3 separate regions of the Homo sapiens genome follow, and all the other regions are linked to region 3. The links are chromatin contacts, found by Hi-C or POLR2A ChIA-PET in ENCODE. All regions are on one chromosome and are shown on one strand. Each heading gives the region's core, a stretch centred on a gene start or an enhancer-like site at or near the end of the contact. The rest is flanking DNA. Distances are from core to core; before and after follow the strand shown. Region 1 overlaps CDKAL1 (CDKAL1 threonylcarbamoyladenosine tRNA methylthiotransferase). Region 2 overlaps E2F3 (E2F transcription factor 3). Region 3 overlaps LOC101928573 (a long non-coding RNA gene).

Region 1 (4,699 bases), core at 1,561-4,060, 240 kb after region 3:
ATATATTTCCATTTATTTGTGTGTGTTCCTGTGCCCTCGCAGAGAGATTATCTTGGAGTATTACTTGTATTCACTTGAGTTATTTGCAACGGTTGGTAAAGAGGCATATTGTAAGGGTGGGAATGAGAGTGGCATTCTCTTTGTTTTTTTTCTTTTCTACCCATGGAATAATGAAGAGAGAAATAATAAGGGCCTTCAAAATGGGATTTCCATCCACTCAGAAATAAGGAAAGGAAATTTAGAGTCTCTGGAGAAGATCTGGAATGCTATTTACTCTTGAGGGTAGACAGCATCCAGCCCTACTAAAGATGAAAAAAGGAGAGCCTGGGGATGAAATTAAATCCATCAAAAAATTCACTGTTGGTCAGGCCTGGTGGCTCACGCCTGTAATCCCAGGCTGAGGTGGGCGGATCACTTGAGGTTAGGAGTTCCAGAAGAGCCTGACCAACATGGTGAAACCTCGTCCCTACTGAAAATACAAAAAAAATTAATCGGCTATGGTGGTGGGCGCCTGTAATCCCAGCTACTCGGGAGGCTGAGGCAGAAGAATTGCTTTGACCTGGAAGGTGGAGGCTGCAGTGAGCCAAGATCATGCCACTACACTCCAGCCTGGGCAATAGAGTGAGACTCCATCTTAAAAAAAAAAAAAAATTCATTGTTAGCATGTTATTTCAATCTTTCCCGGCAAATCATACTTAGAGACAGCTAAGTTTATCAATTCTCATGTCCTATACGGTGCTTTTTCTTGAATATACGGTAGACAAGAGGTAAGGCCTAATGGGTGAAGTAACTACATTTCTGAGTTAGTGTCTAATTGTTTTTGATCACCTAGTTCCATTTGACAGAAGATGTAGTGCTTATGGCTCATCCCATTGACTCTTTCTCTGCTTTCACTCCTTCAGCAGTGTTTTCAGTAGCCTTTTTGGTGATCTTATTGACTTGTCTTTTTTCTGATGTTCTTTTTAATTGAATTGCTATATGATATAAGATGGAATGATTGTGTTTTAACCATGATCTTCAAGTCTGCTGTGTAAAGAACTAATGATTGCAGTTTGAGTAAAATTCTTAGTAACAAGTGAATCAAAGATAAAGATAGATCATTGAGAATATTTTTTTTCTCTCCATGAGGAAGTTCATTATTAGCTAGCTTACAAAAATGAAGGAATTGTGAGAGTGTTCTGGAATAAATGTTATGGCTTAATAAAACTATTCAGAAAATCACTGAACAATACAAAAGTGGAAGACATTGAAAATGGTATATGGACACATCTAAGATCAAAATTAAGCCAGAGAAGCTTTAGGGAGAGTATTTGAAGCTTATCATTTCCATTTGTAACGGCTTTTTATATTGTGGTGTAAAATCATGTGCAAGCCATAAACAAGGGCTTTTAAAAATATTTTTGTTAATTTTTTTTTAGTTTTATAGAGATGGTGTCTCACTGTGTTGCCCAGTCTGGTCTTGAACTCCTGACCTCAACTGATCCTCCCATCTCAAATTCCCTAGTCACTGGGATTACAGGCATGAGCCACCACACCTAGCCAACGAGGGCTTTTTTTTTTTCTCATTAACATAGAGATATGAAGAATACTATATTGGATTAAAAGTTTTTGCATTTGTGAAGTGTAAGCAGCTGTGTGAATGTAGTCAATGTGTATTCTTCATTTAATAAACATAAGTATCTTTTCCTTTCCAAATTATACAAAAAATACTAAAAGCAATCAAACGATTTTTACAGAATCTTAACTAATATAAAAATTTGTTCATTGCTTATAATACAGAATAATTATATAACTTGGCTCATTATCTAAGCTTAATGAATTAATGTTGGAATGTAAAAACGAGCAATTTTAAGCCAGCGATGGCTCAATCATTTTTAACTGAGGGATTTTGGGATCAATTACTAAAATGTTCTGAGCCTCAGTGTCTTTAAAATGTAATGATGCTCTATTAATCTCATGAAATTGAAGTGAAAACAAATGTGAGGTAATATGTTTTTGGAAATATTTATAAGTTTAAAAATAGCCTGCTTGGTACTTGTGCCTGTAATGCTAGCTACTCAGGAGGCTGAGACAGGTGAATTACCTGAGGCCAGGAATTTGAGTCTGTCCTGTGCAACATAGCAAGACCCCATCTCCAAAAAAGCTAATATATTTATAAAGCTTAAATGTTATAAAATGATAAACTGATGGTTTTTGAATTCTTTGCTCTACTCACCTTTCATCTGTTAAAGATGTTTTTGTACAATTTAGCTCAGTTCCTAAATATACCAAAAGATGGCACTGTTTACCTATGTTTAATATTTTAATTTGCATTTTTTGATGAAAAAGTGTGTTGAATGTTTTATCTACAAATGTTTTAAATTGAGGTTATTTTTTTACATTTAATTTTCTGTTTTGTAAATGGATCTTTAATTCATGTAAAGTTTACTAGGACCAGGTTTCATTTTTATTTTGAAATGGTTTGGAAATTCAGATATTTAACAATCATTTTGTAGATATAAACTCCTGTGTGATCCATTGTAATTAATGATAAAACCTTGTATTAATGTGACAGCTAATGTTTCATGGAAAACCTAGTTGCTTTTGTATAACAAAAACCATTAAATTTTTTAAGCCTCTGAAAACAGTCCAGTGATTAAAACATGACAGCCACAAATAAATTATTTATGTGGCTTTTAGGTCACACTGCCCAGGTTTATTCATTTTAGAAAGTTATTTTATCTTAAAAGTACCTTTGAAAATGTAGCAAAACCTTTCATTGCTTGAATTTCCTACTCACAGTTGTGTGATGAGAGGAGAATCTAGGTCCAGGTCCTGCGAAGAGCTTCTCTGGGTGAGAAATGCAAAAATTAGATAATATGAATTTGACTTGAAGTGAGGGTTATTTATATAGCAGGATGTGGTGAATACACTTCCCATACAGTTAGACGGAAACCTCCTGATTGTTCATTTATACAGCCTATTACATCCAATGTAGTTTATGACCTAGAAAGAGAATACAAGTAGGATATTTTTTTATCCCATCAAAGCTATCTATATATATATATATTTTTAAATGAACAGCATTTGTCAGTGATTTTTACAGGGGTGAAAAAGCACAAGACAGTTCCATTACTATTATAAAATGTTTTACTTTTGTTGTGGGGGTAAGTTTAGAAGTCCAAGATATAATAATTTCAGATGTGCTTCTACTGTTTCCTTTACTTAAAAGTAGGGACTATTTTGAGGCAATATAATTTGTATGTTTCAGTTTTTATTTCTCTCTGAAAATCACTTTTTAGGGTACCATGCCTTGGAAAGAAAGTTTACATTTTTTTCCGTTAAAAACCCATCCTCCTAACTCTGAAATGACTGTCTCAGTTACTAAATGTATATAGCTTGGGGGAAGTGAAGGCACAGTTGGCAGTTAGAGGTTTGTTTTTATGTTCATGGGAGTATATGTGCTTATATTTAAATGTTCACTCTTCTAGCAGGGTTTGTTGATGTTAGTAATATGCTACATATGCGATTTGTCTGAATTGTTTAAAAATGCATAATTACAGGAGGATTTGATTATTCAGCAACAGTTCCAGTAGCTAAAGACTATCATATAGATATTTTCTTCCAGTATTTGACAGTGGTTCTGTGAGCTATGAGTAGCATAAAAAATAAAAAGAAGATACTGTGACTCTTTAATACCCTAGAGGCCGTAGTCTTAGGATATTCTTACTGTAGAGATGAAAAAACAGGGCTTCATTAACAAACTGAACTGCTATTTCACCTCTTTTAGTAGATGTGTAATTCTGTGGGTTTGGTAAATAACAAAGGCTTTTTTCCTAAATGATTTAATGCTTTCAGATTTTTGTGGGAAAATTAGAAAAAGCAAAAATGCACTCAGTGATTTTTTTTTTAAACCCCTTTGTTTCTGGACAAATGGACAAAGATAGTTAAGTGTCCCAAAAATGGTTTTAACAGGCTTCCCTCTCCAACCCCATACATACCCTGGCTGTCCATAATTCCAATTTTGGGTAGGTAGTAAAATGTGATATTAGACTACGAGTATTTTCCCTCCAAATAATACTTGTGATTAAAAGAAATGCAATCAAATAGCATTATATATTCGTTATGAAAGAAAGATCTGTCATGCAGATTTTGCCTGGTTCCTTTAGATGCCTTGTAATAATGTGCTAATTTATGCTGATGATCTTGCCTCATGACCCTTCTGTGTGGCCTAGATATGTTAATATGTTATAGCTTTTTAATTTCGATCCTCTGTGTTGGTTGAATATGCTTGTTAGTCCATAGTGCCACTCACTAGTCTGTGTCAAGAACTGAAAAAGAACAAGAAAAATGTATCTCAGAATCAATTTCTTTAAGCATGTATCAGTAATGGAGGAAATTATAAAATATACATAATTTTAATAGGACTTTATGTCTGAACATTCATTGAAAATAGTAAGCACTCTAAGTACTGTAAGCTTTTAATTAGGAAAGAGAGTTGGGTCATTGGTTTTATTAAGCAAGGGCTTATTAACATCTTTTGATTTTTTTTCTTGATTTTTGTTTAATATCAGTGAGAAAATATTACAAGAATGAAAACTAGACATCACTGGCAGTTTTTACTTTATTGCATCCATTTTTCTGTTCCCTAAACCTTGAGGGTTATGCATCTAAAGATTCCCATGGTAGGAAAATACTGTATGTGGTTCATAAATTCATG
Region 2 (4,675 bases), core at 613-3,112, 140 kb after region 3:
TCTTGGCACAATTCTCAAGATTTATCTTAAGACCCTGTCTCCTTTCACTCAAAGTATTTGTCTCTTTATCACAAAGCCTGAAGAAACATTTCTTGTTACTCAAGGACCATGCCTTTTATGAGCCCTAAGAACAGGAGTTATCAAAGTGTGGTCTTCCCCAGACCAGCAGTCTCAACATCAGCTGAGAATTGTCAGAAATGCAAACTGCTATCCTTGAGCTACAGAATCAGAGACCCTGTGTGGACAAGCCCAACAATCTGAATTCAACAAGCCTCTCAGGTGTTTCTGAGCATGCTCAAGATTGAGACCCATGACCTTAGAGGTAATATTTAATTTCATAATGGCAGTTTACAACCCTATAGCACTGCCTTGTGGGCGGATGGGTTTGGTCCTAATCTTCTTGACATGTAAAAATGTAGACTCACAGCAGGAAGTGATAATATCTGTTCTTTAAAGGTGGTATTCTTAGAGTAGGAAACTTTTCTGAGTTTTTTCCAGGAGTCACAAAGATACCTCACTAGGACCGCTAGTGCTTTGGACTAGAACACCTTACATCCAGAATCTTGCCACTGGGTCAGTGCTTCCCTTTGTCATATAATAAAAAACCAGCAAAACTGGTTTCTATAATATGCTAAGGAGTTTTGTAGCGTTGAAGACTTGTCTTACCCCCACAAAAGCATCATTGTTCCTTCTCATCCCTTGCCCCTCTGCCTTTAAAATTAATTTGATACCAGAATGGCAAATACTTCTGATGACTGTTAGCCACGCCATAATGGTGCTTGTATTTGGCAGGTTAAGGCAGAGTTCCCATACCTCTGAGCCTAATTGCCAGCCAGGGTTCAGCTCAGAGCAGTAGTTCTAAAGTTTTTCTGGACATTAGACTCCACTGGATAGCTTTTGAAAATTCAACTACCCGGGCCAAATCCATGTAACTAATTCTATATCTCAGGGGTGGAACCCAGGGATCAGGATTTTTTTTTATTACCCAGCCGATGACAATGTATATCGAAGTTAGTTTAAGAACAAAGGATGTGCGCACTTGTTTTAAAGTAGTTTTGGTTATGATAATAAGAATTATAAGAGGGACCAAATATCAAATGCAAGAAAATGGTCCTGAATGCCAATACAATCAGAATAAGAAATGCATAAATAGCGACTTGCTTGAAGCTGAAATCAACTCCTTTTTGGATGCCTTTCTTGTCTTTTGAAGAACACATGTTGTAGTATGTGTTTCTCTCCATATCCTGTGTGTTTCATTGTAATAGTCTTGCTGATTGATTTTGTTGGCTGCAAGCAAAGTGATAAAATGCCAGTGGGTGCCTGTGCCAGGGAGGTCAGGACTGGACTTTCCCACTTGGCTCTGTTTTGATGCATTTAGCAGATTGATTCCAACCCTCTTTGGAGACTCTGACCTACAAAAGTGTCTGTTATCTTTGAGAGCTCCAGGGAAAGCTATGGACCTTTCTAGATCTTTTCCCACCTTTTGGCCCATCAGATATTGCCTTGTCCACAGCAGAACTTGACGATTCATCATAGAAGCCTATGGTTTTATTTATTGACACTGCTGTACAATTTTCCCTGTAGCGAGTCATAGTTGGCTGAAGAGAGAGTCGAAGATTAAGTACAAAACTTTCTAAACATCCTGTTTTCCCTCAAGACAGGGCACTGTTCTTAATAAACTGAACATTCTTTTGCACTGGCCCTGGGGCAAGGGTGTCCCAAAAGCTTTGACAGGGGTGCCATTTGGTCATAAACAGTGTGGTAATAGGGTGGAGTCAGAAAGAAATTCTCTCATCCCTTTTACAACTCCAGGCAATTCTAGAACCAACCCTTGGGAACCCAGGGAAAGAACTCTGAAATGATACGCTGGCTGAGGTTTGCCGTGGCCACACCTCAGGGTTAAGCATTGAAGGAGCTAGGCAAAGAGTGTGTGTGTTTAGCTACAAACTAAGTCACAGATCAAGAGGCTTTTGGTATTCTTCCATTTTTGCTTAGAATTCTATGATGGTTTTTGAAATATATTGTCCTTACTTTATGTTCTTACCTGTAATCTCATAAGTTTCTGGTAAATTTAGCTTTTGCCAGGTTCCGGTGGGTCTTACCCAGAGATGGTCAGAGTAAATGAACAAAAGAAGGAATTGATTAGGATGTGAAACTTCAGATACGCTCACAGGCCTTCAAGCCCTAGAAAGTAGTATGCCAGTGAATTTTCTAGTCCTCTCTACACTTTGTACAGATGAAGAAACCGAGACCCAGGGAACTCAACCAAGGTTTCTTGCCATTCCTCCAGTCCCCCAGTTAAAAAAAAAAAAAAAATTAGGTTCTATTTTGCAAACTGACAAGGAGAATTATACAATGGAAATAACACTCATTTTAATGTATCTGTTCTTGTAGTTTCTTATTTTATTCACCTTTATAAACCATTCTGAGAACATTGTCATAAAGAGCATTCTCCTAAATTGGAATGTGATTCAAATAGTCCTGTCTCCTTTCCTCCTTGCTTTTTATGAAATGACTGCCTACACGCACTCGCGCACATATTTTAGTGAGCAATGCAATGTGCGAATACAAATAGAAATAGATTTTGTTAAAAAAAAATTAATGTCAGTCCACTAGTTAAAAAAGTACCAAAGTCATTACAAGATTCATTAACTATGTTTAAGAAAAGTATTGAGGGCTTTTTGGGGGATTAAATAATTTTAATTTATAAATAATGGCCTCAGATTCATAAACCTTAACTGATTGTAGAGATTATGAAGGTTTGTTTCTCACACAGTTAATTATTTGTTGCTTTTTAAATAACCAGATAATTACTTTGCATTTGTAATGATTAATTGCAAAAAGTTGGTTATAAGAATCCCTAGATGAATTCTCAGGTAAGATCTCATGCAGAATTCTTTGAAGTTCATTTGGGGTCATTTATCAAGAAAAGCAATGCATTTCAGGTTTATGAACTCACTTTGCCCACAGGTGAGGTTTCCAGGCTTCGAACCAGCAGGAGGAGAGTCAGTGGGAGGATCTGACGTAGGTATGGCTTCAGAGATGAAGAGAGTATTTCTCCTCCGCACCCCCTTTGCCTACACCTAGAAATAAGTTTAGCCTAGGGAAAAAATGTTCCCTGACTTGTCAGGTTCAGCTAGTGTACCCTTTGAGATCCTTCATTCTCTCTTTTTCTTTTTGAGAAGAAGTCTTACTCTGTTGCCCAGGCTGGAGTACAGTGGTCCCATCTTGGCTCACTGCACCCTCCGCACCCCAGGTTCAAGCGATTCTCCCGTCTCGGCCTCCCAAGTAGCTGGGATTACAAAAGCACACCATCATCCCTAGCTTATTTTTTCTTTTTTTTTTTTTTTTTTTTAGTAGAGATGGGGTTTCACCATGTTGGCCAGGCTGCTCGATCTCTTGACCTCAGGTAATCCGACCACCTCGGCCTCCCAAAGTGGTGGGATTACAGGTGTCAACCACTGCACCTAGCCCGTTCTCTCTTTAATCTCCCAATTAACGAACATCTACTGCGACAGCATCCATTACCTAGAATTGTAGGAAGGTATATAGGATAGACGTAGCAAAGAGGTAAGTGGGTAAGAAAATAAACACTCATAAAAAGGAGACAAACTGTCAGAGTGGTCCCCTAGCTACACCTGCCACAATTGCCTCCTGAGAAGTCCTTGTTCTGCACGAGCTAAAATTCCCATTCAAATAAATTGTTGCTCTTCCTATAATCATTGAGCTGCTGAATAGAGCCAGGGTCCTTGATAGACGTCATAGTTTGTTATTGACTTTATCACCAGTAAAAGTTAATACTGTCATCCCTTTCCTGCAGCAACACACTACCATTTTTTTTTCCAAAATTAATTTAGGTAAAGAACATTTTTCTTAGTATAATTTTCATTGAATTCAGTATTATCAAGTTTGTATATTTTTAGAGCTTTTGGATCGCTATTCCAGCCCACATTTTTCATAGCAATTTGTCTAGTATTTCTTCAAGATCTTTTTATGTTCATTTGAAAAATGAACATGACTTCATATGTATTCATTAGCAATCACTGCCGTAGGCCTTTCTGTTTGATTTTTCTTCTGAACCTCAGAGATAGTGGCTCATTATGAAGTAGAAAAAGGCTAACTAAGACCTTGTTCTGAACTTACAGTGGGTAAGCAAGAGGCTTCAGATCCATAATCTCTATCAAAATGTTTGCCCACATTACTGTAACAGGGAGTCATTCAGAATGAGAGTGGAGGAATTTGACTCCTTTTAAAGAATCGCGTGTGCTTTTTCTACTTTCATGGTTGTGTCGTTTTGCCGGGGAGATTTTGAAAGAGAAGACTCATATCTTGTCTTCCCCATACCGAGGGGTCTTTAACCCCTAATCTATAAATTAAATAGGTAGGTCAAGCAATACCTACCAGAGTTGGTTGCTCTGCCCACTGGCTCCTCTCTGCACCTCCCTCCCAGACCATTTCTCCACTTCCTCAGCCTTAGAAAAAACAGCTCACTCATGGTGGTGCTTGCCGGTGGACCTTGGAGATAAGCTTCTATTCTTGGTTGTTTTTAAGAAAACTGAATTCTCTTCTTAGAGCCAACCCATATCTTATCAGTGTAACTTTACTCACTCTCCAAGCCCTAATTCCATTCTGTCCTTTAAACATTAGGAGATTTCCCAAAAATAGGCTTGTCAGT
Region 3 (4,886 bases), core at 445-2,944:
GAGGACTTCTTCTGGTTTGCACAATGGGTCGGTGTGTGGTACCTGTAACCCTGGCACTGAGGTATGGTGCAAAAAAGGAAAAACACGTTTCCTCACTTCATAGCTTTTCTAGGGAAGAGAGATTGCAAAGAATGAAGTGTGATGATGGCTGTGAAGAAGGTCCCAGGCTCTGGGACACAGGACAAGCACGACTAACATAGGGGGTCAGGAAAGGCCGACACCTGCTGAGCGGGAGTTAGCTGGGTGAAGGGACAGTTGAGATACAACAGCGTGCTGTCAGCCCTCACAGCCCTCACTCGGTCTCGGTGCCTCCTCGGCCTCAGCGCCCACTCTGGCCGCGCTTGAGAAGCCCTTCAGCCCACCGCTGCACCGTGGGAGCCCCTTTCTGGGCTGGCCAAGGCCGGAGCCGGCTCCCTCAGCTTGCGGGGAGATGTGGAGGAAGAGGCGCGGGCAGGAACCGGGGCTGTAAGGGGCGCTTGCGGGCCAGCGCGAGTTCCGGGTGGGCGTAGGCTCGGCCGGCCCCGCACTCGGAGCGGCTGGCATACCTGCAAGCCCCGGGCAGTGAGGGGCTTAGCACCTGGGCCAGCAGCTGCTGTGCTCCATTTCTCGCCGGGCCTTAGCTGCCTCCCCGCGGGGCAGGGCTTGGGACGTGCAGCCCGCCATGTCTGAGCCTCCCCTACCCTCTCCTGACGGGCTCCTGCGCGGCCTGAGGCTCCCCTACGAGCGCCGCTCCCTGCTCCATGGGGCGCCCAGTACCATCGACCGCCCAAGAGCTGAGAAGTGCGGGCGCACAGCGTGAAACTGGCAAGCAGCTCCACCTGTGGCCCCAATGCCAGATCCACTGGGTGAAGCCTGCTGGGTTCCTGAGTCTGGTTGGGACTTGGAGACTCTTTATGTCTAGCTAAGGGATTGTAAATACACCAATCAGCACTCTGTATCTAGCTCAAGGTTTGTAAACACACCAATCAGCACTCTGTGTCTAGCTCAGGGTTTGTAAATACACCAATTGACACTCTGTATCTAGCTAATGTAGTGGGGAGGTGGAGAACTTTTGCCTCTAGCTCAGGGATTGTCAATGCACCAATCAGCACCCTGTGAAAATGGACCAATCAACTGTCTGTAAAACAGACCAATCAGCTCTCTGTAAAATGAACTAATCAGCAGGATGTGGGTGGGGCCAGATAAGAGAATAAAAGCAGACTGCCTGAACCAGGAGTGCCAAATTGCTCCACTATACTTTCATATTGTGGTGGTTATGTTTTTTGGGTTTAGGCTGCTTTTATGAGCTGAAAAATTGTGAAAGTACGTAGCTTTACTCCGGAAGCCAGTATAAGCTATGAACCCACGAGGAGGAAAAAACAATTTTAATGTATATTGCTTTAAGTGCGGTAAGTCACCACGAAGTATATGCAGTCTTTACTTCCGACCCGGCATAGACCATGAGCTCTCGAGAAAAACTGACCGCATCAGAAGGAACAAACTCCAGACACACTCTCCTTAACTGTAACATTCGTGTGACAACAACAACTTCCTTGTTGAAGTCAGACCAATTCTGGACACAGTGGTAGTGAGAGAGAACGGTATGGCAGTACCCTTCACTTGCTCTCAGTTCCTCTTTGTCCTCTGCTCATTCTGGTTGTGCTTGACAAGCCTTTCGGCTCAGCGCTATACCGTGGGAGCTCTTTAGCTGACTGAGGCCGGAAGCAGCCGCGTTGGGTTGCAGGGAGGTGCGGCAGGAGAGGCACGGGCGGGAACCTGTACTGCACGCAGGTGGGCGTGGTGAGCCTTGCACTGAGAGCAGCAAGGGGCTTAGCACCTGGGCCAGCAGCTATGGAAGGTGTGCTGGATTCCCCCAGCAGTGCTGGCCCACGAGTTCTGTGTTCAATTTCTTGCTGGGCCTTAACTGCCTCCTGGCAGGCTATTTGTATGGCTCAGGACCAGCAGCCCGTCATGCCTGAGTCTCCCCATCTTTTTGTGGCCTCCTGTGCCGCTTGAGTTTCCCAGATGAGCGCTGCCCCCTCTTTCAGGGCACCTGGTCCCATCCGCTGCCCAAGGGCTGAGGAGTGGGGGGGTGCGTGGTGTGGGACTCATAGGTAGCTCCACCTACAGCCCCAGTGTGTGATTCCACTGGGTGAAGCCAGTTGGGCTCCTGAGTCTAGTGGGGACTTAGAGAATCTTTGTCTAGCTAAGGGATTGTAAATACGCCAATCAGCACACTGCGTCTAGCTCAGGGTTTGTGGATGCACCAGTCGGCACTATCTGGCTCAAGGTTTGTAAATGCACCTATCAGCCCTCTTGTCTGCAAAGTTTGTAAATGCACCAATCAGCGTTCTGTCTACAAGGTTTGTAAATGCACCAGTCAGCACTCTGGCTACAAGGTTTGTAAATGCATCAATCAGCACTCTGTCTAGCTCAGGGTTTGTAAATACACCAACTGACACTCTGTGTCTAGCTAATCTAGTGGGGAGGTGGAGAACTTTTGTGTCTAGCTCAGGAATTGTAAATGCACCAATCAGCACCCTGTCAAAACGGACCAATCAGCTGTCTGTAAAACAGACCAATCGGCTCTCGGTAAAATGGACCAATCAGCAGGATGTGGGTGGGGCCAGATAATAAAAGCAGGCTGCCGGAGCCGGCAGTGGCAAGCCGCTCGTGTCCCTTTCCACCCTGAAAATTTTGTTTTTTTGTTCTTTGCAATAAGTCATGCTGCTGCTCCCTAGGTTCACCCTGCCTTTGTGAGCTGTAACACTCACCGTGAAAGTCTGCAGCTTGACTCTTGAGCCAGTAAGACCAGGAGCCCACCAGAAGGAGGAAACTCCGAACACATCTGAATATCAGAAGGAACAGAACACATCTGAATATCAGAAGGAACAAACTCCGGACACGCTACCTTTAAAAACTGTAATACTCACCGCGAGGGTCTGCGGTTTCATTCATGAAGTCAGTGAGACAAAGAACTCACCAATTCCGGACACAGTGGGAGCAAAGGCATGGCAGGAGGAGAGAACTGCGTGTGTGAGGAATAAAAACAACATGTTGCAATTGAGGAAGGCGTGAATTTATGGGGAGAATACAGAGATGAAGACTTAAAACGGTAAGAGAGGACGGGTGCACTGGCTCACGCCTATAATCCCTGCACTTGGGGAGGCTGAGGGTGGGGGTATCACTTAAGGTCAGGAGTTCAAGACCAGCCTGGCCAACATGGTGAAACTCCATCTCTACTAAAAATACCAAAATTAGTCCGGGCGCAGTCGCCTGCGCCTATAGTCTCAGCTACTTGGGAGGCTGAGGCAGGAGAATCGCTTGAACCAGGAGGTGGTAGGTGCAGTAAGCTGAGATCATGTCACTGCACTCAAGCCTTGGTGACAGAACGAGATTCCACTTCAATAAAATGAGAAAACAATATATTGGCCAAAAAAATTAATGGATTTGAGAAACATTTAGAAGGTGCAAGTGACAAAATAATTAGATTGGCTTGTGGGGAGAGAAGGGTATAGGGAAGAATGCAGGTAAGAAAACAAAACAGCCCAGGAGAAGATAAGGGGAGAATAGATGGTCGTGCCATTTATTTAACTAGGGAAGAAGAGCAGGTGTAGTCTAGAGACCAGATTATTGCATTTTGAACATGTTGAGTCTCCTGCAATATCCAGCTGGAGACGACAGGTCCTTCCATCTCTCCTCCCTCACCTCCAGCCATGCTCCTCTTGTATATTTCCTCTTCCATGTTCTCCCTCCTGAGTCCAAGACCTCCCAACCTCAGGTCTTAAATTCCCATCAAAGAAAGCAAACAAAAATTTTTTAAAACAAAATAAATGAAAATGATTGATTATACTCCCCAGAGAAGGCATTCACAGCAAGACATGTAACAAACTATTTCATATCAGAATCAAGCATCTGCAGTTGGATTATGGCCTCTGCTCTGGAGCTTCTCCCAAACGATGAGTGGGTAATTAATCCTGTATCTGCTGAGGAAAAATGGTCTCCAGTGGGATCTGTCTCAGGAGACATCAAGAAAGTAACGCCTCTCGAGTAGCTGAGGTGGGCGGATCATGAGGTGAAGAGTTCGAGACCATCCTGGCCAACATAGTGAACCCTGTTTCTACTAAAAATACAAAAATTGGCTGGGCGGGGTGACACGCGCGTGTAATCTCAGCTACTCGGGAGGCTGAGGCAGGAAAATCACTTGAATCCGGGAAGCAGACGTTGCAGTGAGCCGAGACCGTGCCACTGCAGCCACTGCACTCCAGCTTGGCAATAGAATGAGGTTCCGTCTCAAAAAATTAAACTGACGCTTCCCCAACTTATATAATTGCAGAATTCATTCAAGTTAACTATTAATATGCTGTTATGGATTGAATTGGGACCCCCTCAAAATTTATGTATTGAAATCCTAACCCCAGTACCTCAAAATAAGACCTTACTTGGAAACAGGATCTTTACAGAGGTAATCAAGTCAAATGAGGTCATGAAGGTGGGCTGTATTCCAAAATGAATGGTATCCTTATAAAGAGGGACACAAAAACTGGCACAGAAGGAAGACATGTTAAGAAAATGGGCATCCACAAGCCCAGGAGAGATGCCTGGAACAGATCCTGCCTTCTCAGTCCTCAGAGGGAACCAACCCTGTTTGGACTTCTAGCACAACTGTGAGACAATCCATTTCTTTAAGCCATCCGGTCTGTGGCACTTGGTCACAGCAGACCCAGAAAAGGAATGTCCAGGAACACACTTAGGGAAAACACTGAGGAAGGGACAGCATAGCCTGCCTGATGGACCATAAAAAAGTAAGAGTTACTATCATTATTTGATTTTAAGGTGGAATAAATAAAATCATATAATCATAAAAGGTATAATAAACAAGGGCCTGAGAATACCAGAACATCACA

The links. Hi-C counts contacts between places; a loop is a spot of excess contacts on that map. ChIA-PET counts read pairs that join two places held with the same protein, here RNA polymerase II (POLR2A). Pooled maps may share reads with other maps.
Region 1: a loop to region 3 is called in a pooled map, with 2.4 times the contacts of the local background. The contact joins two enhancer-like sites. A Hi-C loop is called at or near these places in 1 of 50 pooled maps. POLR2A ChIA-PET finds 5 or more read pairs at or near these places in 3 of 52 experiments (GM10248, GM12878 and activated naive CD4-positive, alpha-beta T cell).
Region 2: a loop to region 3 is called in a pooled map, with 3 times the contacts of the local background. The contact joins two enhancer-like sites. A Hi-C loop is called at or near these places in 4 of 37 single-sample maps with no recorded cell type and 7 of 50 pooled maps. POLR2A ChIA-PET finds 5 or more read pairs at or near these places in 2 of 52 experiments (activated CD4-positive, alpha-beta T cell and activated T-cell).

Annotation. Positions count from the first base shown.
Region 1 is chr6:20,562,106-20,566,804 of GRCh38, forward strand. All of the region lies in intron 4 of CDKAL1 (CDKAL1 threonylcarbamoyladenosine tRNA methylthiotransferase), which reads left to right. Among named protein-coding and RNA genes, the nearest start is that of CDKAL1, 30 kb to the left of the region's middle. Within about 2 kb of position 2,811, at least 4 of the 41 ENCODE cell types and tissues checked have a DNase peak (open chromatin) inside an H3K27ac peak, as active enhancers do; they include GM12878, where a contact is called at or near this core.
Region 2 is chr6:20,454,014-20,458,688 of GRCh38, forward strand. All of the region lies in intron 1 of E2F3 (E2F transcription factor 3), which reads left to right. Among named protein-coding and RNA genes, the nearest start is that of E2F3-IT1, 19 kb to the left of the region's middle. Within about 2 kb of position 1,863, at least 4 of the 41 ENCODE cell types and tissues checked have a DNase peak (open chromatin) inside an H3K27ac peak, as active enhancers do.
Region 3 is chr6:20,318,482-20,323,367 of GRCh38, forward strand. LOC101928573 (a long non-coding RNA gene) reads left to right here. Exons shown (of 4, transcript XR_007059489.1): 3 at 2,721-3,094. Among named protein-coding and RNA genes, the nearest start is that of E2F3, 81 kb to the right of the region's middle. RefSeq lists enhancers at 1,253-1,332, 2,073-2,122. Within about 2 kb of position 1,695, at least 13 of the 41 ENCODE cell types and tissues checked have a DNase peak (open chromatin) inside an H3K27ac peak, as active enhancers do; they include GM12878, where a contact is called at or near this core.